2 separate regions of the Homo sapiens genome follow, and region 2 is linked to region 1. Evidence: chromatin contacts called from ENCODE Hi-C or POLR2A ChIA-PET data. All regions are on one chromosome and are shown on one strand. The core of a region is the stretch at or near the end of the contact, and the rest is flanking DNA. Distances in the headings are between cores, read along the strand shown. Region 1 overlaps PPM1H (protein phosphatase, Mg2+/Mn2+ dependent 1H). Region 2 overlaps PPM1H (protein phosphatase, Mg2+/Mn2+ dependent 1H).

Region 1 (5,605 bases), core at 1,923-4,422:
ACTCCAGTGTCTATTTTTTTAATTGGTTCAGAAAACTTACGGCAAAAAAGCATATTTTTTCCTCTTTAGACCTCAACAAGTACCACCATTCTTCCTTTCACATAGTCTGGAAAGCGAAGTCTTGTTTTTTAAATTTTACTTGGCTTCATCCTCTAAATCCAGTCTGCCTCATTATGCCACCTTTTAGTTTCCACGGTCCCTTCCCCAGTTCGGCTCCTCACTGCCACAGTCTCAGTCCTGCAATGACTGCCCTGTCTGCAGCTCCCCCATCTCCCATGGTTACGGCTAAGATATTCCTCTTGCTGAAGACCTTATCTACTGCCTTAGGTCCAGTTCAAGGACCTCTGGGGCAGTTAGCTTTATTAGAGCTAACAGCCCTTCAAGCTAATCTTTCAAACTCAAATGACCCCATAAGGCAAATTTTATTTCACACTAGACGATTTCTTCCTTTCTTTAAAAAAAGAAATTGTCCTATCTCTTTTTCTTTAGATGATATACTTCTCCCTCCTATATCCAAATCCCCTAGTCCCTTAGAAAGCAGGAAACACATGCTTTATGGCTCATCCTTCTTTGGCTAACCATCTAACTAGCCACAAATTTGAATTCCTTGAAGATATGTTCCCCAGTGCTCTACTCAGTAAACACCACCGGACTCATGATACCTATGGAAAGAACCACTGAAATTTTGTGGTTGTAATGGAGTAGGAAGAAGAGCTAGGAACTAATATTTATTATGCCAGGTTTTTTGTTAAGTACTTCATATGTCATTCAGTTTTTTCCTTGGTTTCCTTAGTATAACAACTCTATTGTCCTCTTTTTCACCAAACAGGAACCTGAGATCCAGGGAAGTACTTTTTCAAGGTCACTTAGCAAGTGCAACGATAGAGCTTGAAGTCAAGACTGATTACCAGTCTAAGTTTTTTAACCACCATATTATATGGCCTCCAGGTTTTTTTGAGGTGTCCAGGAAATTCTTTAAAACAAATTTTTCTTCCTCTTCCAAATAGAATTACTGTTACCATTTTTTAAAACTTCAAGACTTTCGGCCATGCATATATGCTTTTTTCTGCATATCATCACTCTCTTTGTATGAACAATCATGTTCTGCTTCACTTCAGATGGCACAGCCATTTTCCCATGTCAGTATGCACCAATATTGTTTCTTATGAATGGGCCAGACTGTAGAAAGCACAAAATACAACAAAATATGTTCTTTCTCCAAATGGGATTTTGGCTTGGGAACAAAAAGTCACCCAGAATCAGAAGATTATAAATGTTAAGATGTAAACATGTTAAATATTATTCATGTTTTCATGGGAGAAAATGGGGGAATCCCAAAAAAAGTAGGAATTCTAAGAGACAAGGTCTCACTCTGTCACCAAGGCTCGAGAGCAGTGGTGTGATCATAGCTCAAGGCAGCCTTGAACTCCTGGGCTCAAGTGATTCTCTGGCCTCTCAGTCTCCTGAGTAGCTGAGATTACAGGTGTGCACCACTATGCCCGGATAATTTTTAAACTTTTTGTAGAGACAGGGTTTCATTATATTGTCCAAGCTGGTCTTGAACTCCTAGGCTCAGGTGATCCTCCCACTTCAGCCTCCCAAAGCATTGAGATGATAGGCGTGAGTCACTGTGCCTGGCCTTCATTCTCTCTCTTTTTCATGGGGAGGGGTGGTGGGAAACAGGGTCTTTCTCTGTCGCCCAGGCTGGGGTGCAGTGGCACAATCATGGCTCACTGCAGCCTCAACCTTCCAGGCTCAAGTGATCCTCCCACCTCAGTATCCCCAGTAGCTGAGACTACAGGCAGGTACCACTAATTTATTATTTATAAATTTATTATTTATAGATACTACATTTGGGAGAGTTTATTATTTATTATTATTATTATTATTATTATTATTATTATTATTATTATTATTATTATTTTTGTAGAGACAAGGTTTTCTCCATGTTGCCCAGGTTGGTCTTGAACTCCTGGGTTCAAATGATCTTCTCGCCTTGGCCTCCCAAAGTGCTGGGATTACAGGTGTGATCCACTGTGCCTGGCCCATTCTCTATTAATATGAAAGTGAATACAAGGAATCTTTAAGTGTGAAGACCTCCAGAAGCCGGTGGGGAAGGAAGACTAATATTTACTATCTCTGACCACGTACCACATCTTGTTCTCACTGATGCTCTCATTTCACTGATGTTCTCATTTGCTTTTCCTAACAACTTGTCAACATAGGGATTTTTACCCCACCTTAAGGAAGAGAAAAGACAGGCTGTGATTGCTTGTGCAGTCCTCTGGTAACACTGGTGCTGGGTTGGAATTCAGATACTACAGTCTAAGGTCTTTGTTCTTTTAAAGAAGGCTGTTTCAGATAAAAGAAAAAGAAAATCTAGATTTTAGAAAATGGAGAGTGAGCTAAATAAGTGATCTGGAGTTATAAAAAATACCTGATAGGAATCTTGATAACCAAGGAAAGGAAAAATGAAGCAGAAATAAAATTGGGCCCCTGTGGTTCAGTCTAGCAGGGGCGGAAAGGGGGCTTGCTGAGCTGAGGAGAGAGCTGGCTCCGCAAACTGGCCCCAAATAGAGAGGGCCTTGTTTCTCCAAGAGCCCAAAATGGGGCTAAAGGCAACAGCACAGTCTTTGAGTGGAGGCTGGAAAGAAGGGTGAAATTAAGAAGAATCCTAGCTCTACGGAGGGCCTGTCACTGGCCAAGAAGGGGTGTGGCACAGAGAACATCTGGAGTTTTGGGCTGCCAGCCTGTGCTGGGCTGTCTGAGTTACAGAACAGGAGATGTGTGCTGGACTGGGACTGGGAGAATTGCTGAGAAAGAAGAATGTGAGGAGAGCCTGGGCTCCAGTGCGTTTGAGTTAACAAATCCTATCCTTCTCCACTGAACTCTTTCAGGACAGTATAAAAAAGTTTAATGGCAAACTTCACTAAGCAAGAGGATGGGGGACCTGGCTGGGAACATTTTCCTTATGCTGGGGGAGAGGCTGCACTCTATGCTGTTAGGCAGAAAAAACCAGGCACTGTAGGCTAGAGGGGAGTCAAAACATCCCCTACACTCAACCCACACCTCCAGACAACAGGCCTGTGCTCGACTGGTGGTGAGGGCCTCTCTTGGAATTCAGTTCTTGGCCAGAAATCCCTGCCTTAGACTGGGGAAGGTTTGAGAGAAGCTCAGCAAACCTGGCGGCTGCTCTTTGGGTTTGGCAAACTCGAGATTTTTCCAGCGCCTTGTGTTCAGCGAAACTGAAAATGTGTTTGGCTAGAAACCCTTCACTAATTTTTAAACTCCTGTGAGTTTCTTTTTTTTTAACATAAATTTGATCCACATGTTTTTGATTTATTTCTATTTAACTCATCAAATCAAATTAGGAGCCACAATGATGAATGGGAACAATGCTGATTTCCAAGAAGATTTTTGCGCACTTTTTCTCAGAATTCAAACACATTCCACCCCCAGCCCCCTACAACTGTTAAAACTACCAGACTGAGCTGGGTTTGAAATTTAGAACCCAAATGTGAAATAAAGATCCACGCCTGGCAAAGACAGAACATAGCAGGGGAATGTTCTTAGGGAGTCACAGAAAGAAGGTGGGCCCAGGATGGGATAATGAGAGAGGAAGTGGGTCAGTTATTCTTCCTTAGGTGGTTTCAGTATGTTAATCGAGCTTTCTAGGCTCCCAACAGAGGCCACTTCTCATGGGAATGCTTTTGTCACTACCACCCAGGGAAAGGGGGTTCCTGCTCCAAAAATTGTGGACAGGGGGTTCCTTGTACCTATTTTTTTCCCTTGTGTTCTCCTCCATAGTAGCCAATTCAAGCTGCTCTTCCGCTTCCCTTCTAACAGTTCCACCCCCTCCCCCCGCCACCCCTTCCTGGCTCTGGTGGAGGCCTCTCCATCTGGAAACATTTAACATGTACAACAATTTTAATCTTGTGCAAGAGAATCTTAGACGCACTACATACCCATTAAGCTAAATTATAGGTGCACAGTGTTACTTTGCACAATTCTGTCTGGTCTCGGTTTGCACACACAACAAAGGCCATTACTGTCTTTCCCAATTACCCTTTCTACTATACCATCATTTTCCACAACTTCAATCTGAGGCCAATAGTATTTCTCTGGGAAACTCTGGCCCCCAAGGTCCCAAGACAAAGTTGCTCTCTTAGGTTTAAGACAAATGCACCCTCATCAGAGCCCCTTGAACCAGTACTTGGTACGTCCCTAAACACTGACCAAATAAATTTCCTTGAATTTGGCTTCTCTCCCCTACAGAACCTGATCTAATTAAATAGACCTGGGTACAAGTACCAGCTTGCTACTTATTAACTGTATAACTTTGGGGGTTATTTTACTTTCCTTGGTTCCAATTTCCCAATCTGTAAATTGGGTATAATAACTATACTTACCTCACAGTGTTGTTGTGAAGATTAAATGAGATGTGTCCTGTAAAAACCTTAATTTGTTGCATGGAGATAGGGAGGTGTTGGTCAAGGGATACCAAGTTTCAGTTAAACAGGAGGAATAAGTTTTAGAGATCTATTGCATGGCAGCATGACCACAGTTAATAATAATGTGTATTTTTAAATTGTTAAGAGTAGATTTTAAAAGTTCTCACCACAAAAAATGATAAGTATATGAAGTGATGAATATGTTAATTAGCTTAGTCATTCCATAATGTAAACATATATCAAAACGTTACACTATATCCCATCGATATACATAATTATTTGTCAATTAAAAATAAACTTGGTATGTTGTCTCACCCAGACTAAGTAGTTAATAACAATTAGTTTTATTATTATTGAAACTGCCACACTTTATTCAACTCTAGAACTTTTCTAAGAGCATTTAAATTTTTGCAGAGGTTGACAGTTTCATTCTAAATCCTCTCCACTCCCACGAATGCTGAAGTGACCAACTCAGTGTCCTACAAACCAGTATCATTCAGCGAGGTGACATAAGGTTTCTCACCAACCACCTGGGATTCTTACCGAGTTCTCAGGGACTCTTCCATGCAGGCCCAAGTTTTAAACCTACAGTCCCTTCCTGAGATCTGCAGTAGCAGAGAGATTGGAAGATCTAAAATCTAATGCATACAGAGCACTCTCCTTCAAGCCAAGTGGAGCTGCTGCTTCTCATTTTATATAAAAAGTAAATGTGAGAAAGGGAGGTGGAGAAGGAGGTTTTTACTTTGCTTTAAGGAGCAAAATCAAGACCTTTACGGATGCTTTTTGGAAAGTAGAAAGGTGAAGGCAACATTTAAGTTATCTGACAAATGCCTCTCTTGTAAGGGGGAGAATAGAAAAGTCCACGAGTCCAGTTACAAGCCCTGTGCTCAATGGCATTCAAAAAGAGAGTTGGAGGTCCGACATTTATTGCTCTTCTCTGGTGAGAAGTAGTTTTAGCAGTAATTCACGGATCCTGATGTTGGGAAGGAATCCACCAGCTTCTAGGGGGAACTTTGGACACCTAATGTAGTCATGGTCTTCATTATGCAGAATTGCTATGAGGACTCAAGAGAGAACACTTGCAGAATTTTGACAAATGGTAATTATTATTTCTACCGAGCTGACCTCACTTGAAATCCTGGGTGATACCAGGA
Region 2 (5,605 bases), core at 1,688-4,187, 110 kb after region 1:
GAGATAATAATTAAGCAGAAACCCATGCTTCAATTAAAATGCTTGACTGCCAAGAATGGTTATCAGAACCTACACAAGACTGGTAGAAGGCTGGAGGATGAGGAGGAGGGGCACGGGTGTCAGGTGGGAAGAATTATCTCAAGCAAATAGAAGAGAGGAGAAGGAAAACATCAAGATGCCTGTTTAACCTCCAAGAAAACCCATAAAAACAGAACCCCAAACCCTACTAAGGGGTTTGTGGATGGAATTGCTACTTTTTTTGCATTTAAAGAACGCATATAAAGTTGATACTATGATAGATACATATTTTACTGAATTATATAAGTTGATAAAGAGTCTGCATCCAATACATCAAAAGGAACTGCTCAGCTACAGAGACTATTTTTTCACTGTCAGAATCAATATTTGCTTGAATACCTAAAAGGCTGAAAGACAATATTTATTAAAAATTATTTGAAAACGCCGGGCGTGGTGGCTCATGCCTGTAATCCCAGCCCTTTGGGAGGCTCAGGCAGGTGGATCACCTGAGGTCAGGATTTTGAGACCAGCCTGATCAACATGATGAAACCCTGTCTCTACTAAAAATACAAAAAAAGTTAGCTGGGTATGGTGGTGTGCACCTATAGTCCAAGCTACTTGGGAGGCTGAGATAGGAGAATTGCTTGAACCCGGGAGCCGGAGGTTGCAGTGAGCCAAGATCGCACCACACCACTGCACTCTAGCCTGGGCAACAGAGCGAGACTTCATCTCAAAAAATTATCTGAACACCTACTGCTTGTATACTGTCTATAGACTAGAATGTGAATGATGTTTGTTTGATAGACTTGATCAAACCACTAGTATGATCCAAAAGGTAGAAACGTTATGGTGCAAAAAGTCCACGTAACAGGGCCGTCCACGGCAACAAATTCCTTTGGGACTCAGTTAAGCAAGTTCGGGCTACACCACAGGTAGGTACATTATTTATCATGGTTTCTATCACAAGAAATTCTGCTTAGAAAATTATGTAATGCTTAGGGGAAAAAATCAAGGTAAAGAGCTCAGCACTAAAACTTTTCTGCTTTAACTTTGGGGGAAACATTCCAGTTAGCTTACCCATTTAACCCCTTGGTATTATATTAATAGTGTGACTCAATATTTTTTTTCTAACTGATTTCATTATTTCTTTCACCTTTTTCTACGTTCAGCTACATTCCCTCTGTAGCTCCCCCTGAATAAGGAATGCTAAATTTGGCAGCACTTTCTCATAAAGAGTGAACTTAAGTACTTTTTAATCCAAGAAACTTTGCTAACATGTGCATGCGTTTGCCACTTCCCTCCCCCACATTTGTGTGGGAACATAAGTGTGCATACATGCACATGTGCACACACACACTTTAATTACAAGTGTCCTCTCTGGGATCATGGTGGGAAGGATTTGAAAGACGTGTTTCCATAGACTTCATCCCCCTGAAGGATTCACTGTCGTTAAAACACACTCTTCTATTTCTTCTAAAACCGTGTGCAACTAGAACATATTCTAAAAATAATTGCTTCCCTCCCCCTCCTCCCTAGAAGCCAAAATAGCACATTTATTTTTTCCCTACATACACCACCTACTCCTCTTTAAAAGATGTTTCACAAAATCTTAGTACTGAAAGGAACATTAAAGGACCATCTGGGTGGTTCTTTTACTATCAGAGCAAACATGATATATTAAGTCAATAAAGATACATTTACCATTGCATTATCTACCTTTTTTCTTCAAATCCTCACCTTTCAGATTAGATTAAGTTTTTAATATTCTACATAATAAATAAAAACATGGAAGTATTTTCTTAAAAACCTCAAGTTTTTGGTATTTTTACAAAAATCAATGAAACCACGGGAAAAACTGCTTACTGCTTTGTGCTAAGCAAGGACTGATTTAGAATATCTCCCTATTTTTGCTGTCAATGAACCCCGAGCCCTGTGTCTAGAATAAACTGATTAGCAAAACACATGCATATACTATCATTCAAGTATGGTCTAAAAGGATCGATTAAATGACTCTTAAGATTCAATTAACAAGATAATTGATTTATCTGCTTAATCAATAGTCCTGAAGACCTTGCAGGGCAACTTTCTAGGTAGCAGGACTGAGTTATCTTCTGTTGTGTCTGCTTAAACACAACATTTAAGCGAGGTTAATCTTTAAATCAAACAATGGATCCAGTTTTTAAGATGTGGGATTTTATTTTGCTCCTTGTTGCAAGGAGAAACGGGAGCCGAGAAAGCAAACAGAGGGCCGGGCGCGGTGGCTCACGCCTGTAATCTCAGCACTTTGGGAGGCCGAGGCAGGCAGATCACCTGAGGTCGGGCAGTGGAGACCAGCTTGACCAACACGTAGAAACCCCGTCTCTACTAAAAATACAAAATTAGCCGGGTGTGATGGCGCATGCTTGTAACCCCAGCTACTCGGGAGGTTGAGGCAGGAGAATTGCTTGAACCCGGGAGGTGGAGGTTGCGGTGAGCCCAGATCGCGCCAAGCCAAGATCGCGTCATTGCACTCCAGCCTGGGCAACAAGAGAGAAACTCCGTTTCAAAAAAAAAAAAAAAAAAAAAAGGCAAACAGAGATGTGTGTGCAATGAGACTAATTCAGCAGGAAAGAAGTGCAAGAGAAAAATATTGCCCGGGATGGTAATAATTTGGTTTGAAAGTCTCATAGATGATGCAACTCCAAGGTCATTCTTTGTTTCCTACCAATTTCAGGTTGCAAAAGGAAAGCAATATCTGGTAGCAGAAAGGAGCAAGTGTTGGGTAGTTTCAATAGGACCTGGCAGCTCCCCCTAGCTGAGTTAAAACACGGCTCTGAGCACATTGCTAATAGTGTCAGTCACAAATAATCAGATTCTGCATGGTTTTAGTATCCAAATCTGATCCCAGTTTATTCTGAGAACAAGGCCATCTGCCAGCCAGGCAATGGGGAAGAAAAGCCAGCACTCTACTGCCTACTATTGCCACCTGCCGGCTGCTGGTGGAATCACATGCTCATTCCTTCCTAGAGAAACTTCCCGTTCTAACAAAAACAAAGAGAACAAAACCAACTTAAATTTAAGACAGCTATGTGGGTTCCCAATTTACCATTAACATGCTAATTTTGGAAAACACTAATTTATTTATTATAATTAATCTATAAACACTAATTTATAGATTTCTAAACTATAAACTTTGCCCCCTTTTTGTCACAATGTCACCATGTATTTATAAGGTTTTTATCAACAAAGTCTAGCTGCTTGGTATTTCCAATCATTTACCCAGTGATGGAATTACATATAGTAGTTCCATAAGTTAAAATATTGCCATTTTCTTCCCTTCCTAAGAACCGACTCTGGTGGGGAATCTAGACCCACTCTTAAAAGGAAATAGAACTCTGAGATCCTCCCGGCTATGTCCAGAGCTCAAATCCCATAGTTAACAGGTTAAAACGGTAATCACTGCTAACTTGGTTCTGATCCCTAGGAGGGCAAAGGCTTCCTGTAACTAACCCTGCAGTGGAATCGACTTCCTCCATGAGTCTGAAATGTTGATTATTCAACCATGTTTTTGGGAGGGTGGAGAAGTAGGGAGGAGGTTTGAAATCAGGACTTAGAAGACACTTGTCTTATTTATACCTATTGTCCTGGGCCAAGCGACAATATAAATATAATAGGTGACAAAACAGAGCTAAGCCAGGCCTTGCTGGGAAGCAGAATTGAAGTCAGTCGGAAAATTCCTGAGATTTTGGTCCTTTAGGAAGCCATGGCTCACTTTTCATAGTGGACACAGGAGGGATTCGCTACATAGCCTTCACACTATGAAGGAAGATCTGAGATACAATCAGGGGGTTGTAGGGGCACACCTACCTCTGACAGTGTACACAGTAAGTATTAAAAACCAGTGGTCATAGGTCACCTTCACCACAAGCCCCAAGCTGTGCCAGGCAACCCGAGGACCAAAGATGAAAAGCACTGCTCTCAAAGAAGCTTATAGTATTTGATGAAACTGTTACCATCTCCCCTCATTGGAAGCATTTTTTTCTCTTCTGTTCGTCTGTATTTTGTGACTAGTACCTACTTTTTCCCCAGAAATAGGTACTATTTATTTTGACTTGAGTGTTTCTGAACATTTTTAACAGTGTATCCCTTTTGGAAAGGTGTCAACATTTCACTACCTCCTTTTGTTATTTAGAATATCAAAATAAATAAGATATTGCATATTTCTATATTCATATAATGTGGGACTACAAATGCCCCCAGATAAAATATATATATATATATATTTTTGAGACAGAGAGTCTTGCTCTGTCACTCAGGTTGGAGTGCAGTGGTGCGATCTCTGCTCACTGTAAGCTCCGCCTCCCGGGTTCACACCATTCTCCTGCCTCAGGCTCCCGAGTAGCTGGGACTACCGCCCACCACCACGCCCAGCTAATTTTTTTGTATTTTTAGTAGAGACGGGGTTTCACCGTGGTCTCAATCTCCTGACCTCGTGATCCACCTGCCTGGGCCTCCCAAAGTGCTGGGATTACAGGCGTGAGCCACCACGCCCAGCCTTGTTTTGTTTTTGAGACAGAGTCTCGCTCCGTTGCCCAGGCTAGGGTGCAGTGGTGTGATCTCGGCTCACTGCGACCTCTGCCTCCGGAATTCAAATGATTCTCATGCCTCAGCCTCCCAAGTAGCTGGGATTGCAGGCATGTACCACCACGCCTGGCTAAATTTTTAATAATTTTAGTAGAGACAGGGTTTCGCCATGTTGGTTAGGCTGGTCTCGAACTCCTGGCCTCAAGTGATCTGCCCACCTGGGCCTCCCAAAGTGCTGGGATTATAGGTGTGGACCAAAGTGCCTGACCATAAGATCTTATGTTTTACTTCCTCAGTGGTGTCTAAAAGAATACTGATTTTAAGATGTAAGCTCAATAAATACTAGTGACTGAGAAGAGCAGTTCTTAGTGAAAACAACACAAACTGTTTTTCCTCTGTTCTCATCCCACAACAACCAATACAGAAGACTTCTGTGACCAAATGTGTGAGAGTTTTCCCCCACATAACCAGCAAGCAATCAGTTCTGCAGAAGACACCAGCTGGGCGTCCTCCAGTTCAATTCCACACAATTATGTACTTGGAGATAGCATCAGATTTCACAGGTTGAGGGCTCAGTCCCCCAACTGACTCCCACTTCTGATGCCAGTCGCAAGCCCCAGGTTGGTTTACCTGTGCTTCTGACTGACCAGCTATAAATCTGGGTTCCCAAGACCCCCCTCTCCTAAGGTTCGATTAATTTGCTAGAGTGGCTCACAGAAATCAGGAAAAATTTACTTACATTTGCTAGTTCATTATAAAGGATATTACAAAGGATATGGATGAAGAGATGCATACGGTGTGGAGCTTCCATGCCCTCACTTGGCACGTGACCCTCCAGGGACCTCCACATGTTCAGCTACCCAGAAGCTCACTGAGCCCTATTCTCTTGGGCCTTTATGGAGACCTCATTACATAGGCACGAGTGTTTAAATCATCAGCTGTTGGTGATCAACTCACCCTTCAGCCCTTCTCCCCTCTCATGAGGTTGAGGATGCGTGCACCCGTGTGCGCGCACACACACACA

Evidence for each region. Hi-C counts contacts between places; a loop is a spot of excess contacts on that map. ChIA-PET counts read pairs that join two places held with the same protein, here RNA polymerase II (POLR2A). Pooled maps may share reads with other maps.
Region 2: a loop to region 1 is called in a pooled map, with 2.7 times the contacts of the local background. The contact joins two enhancer-like sites. A Hi-C loop is called at or near these places in 5 of 168 maps with a recorded cell type or tissue (endothelial cell of hepatic sinusoid, endothelial cell of umbilical vein, heart left ventricle and 1 more) and 8 of 50 pooled maps. POLR2A ChIA-PET finds 5 or more read pairs at or near these places in 1 of 52 experiments (IMR-90).

What each region holds. Positions count from the first base shown.
Region 1 is chr12:62,681,164-62,686,768 of GRCh38, forward strand. The region is part of intron 8 of PPM1H (protein phosphatase, Mg2+/Mn2+ dependent 1H); the gene reads right to left. Among named protein-coding and RNA genes, the nearest start is that of MIRLET7I, 80 kb to the left of the region's middle. Within about 2 kb of position 3,173, at least 18 of the 41 ENCODE cell types and tissues checked have a DNase peak (open chromatin) inside an H3K27ac peak, as active enhancers do; they include heart right ventricle, where a contact is called at or near this core.
Region 2 is chr12:62,791,179-62,796,783 of GRCh38, forward strand. The region is part of intron 3 of PPM1H (protein phosphatase, Mg2+/Mn2+ dependent 1H); the gene reads right to left. Among named protein-coding and RNA genes, the nearest start is that of PPM1H, 140 kb to the right of the region's middle. Within about 2 kb of position 2,938, at least 12 of the 41 ENCODE cell types and tissues checked have a DNase peak (open chromatin) inside an H3K27ac peak, as active enhancers do; they include heart right ventricle, where a contact is called at or near this core.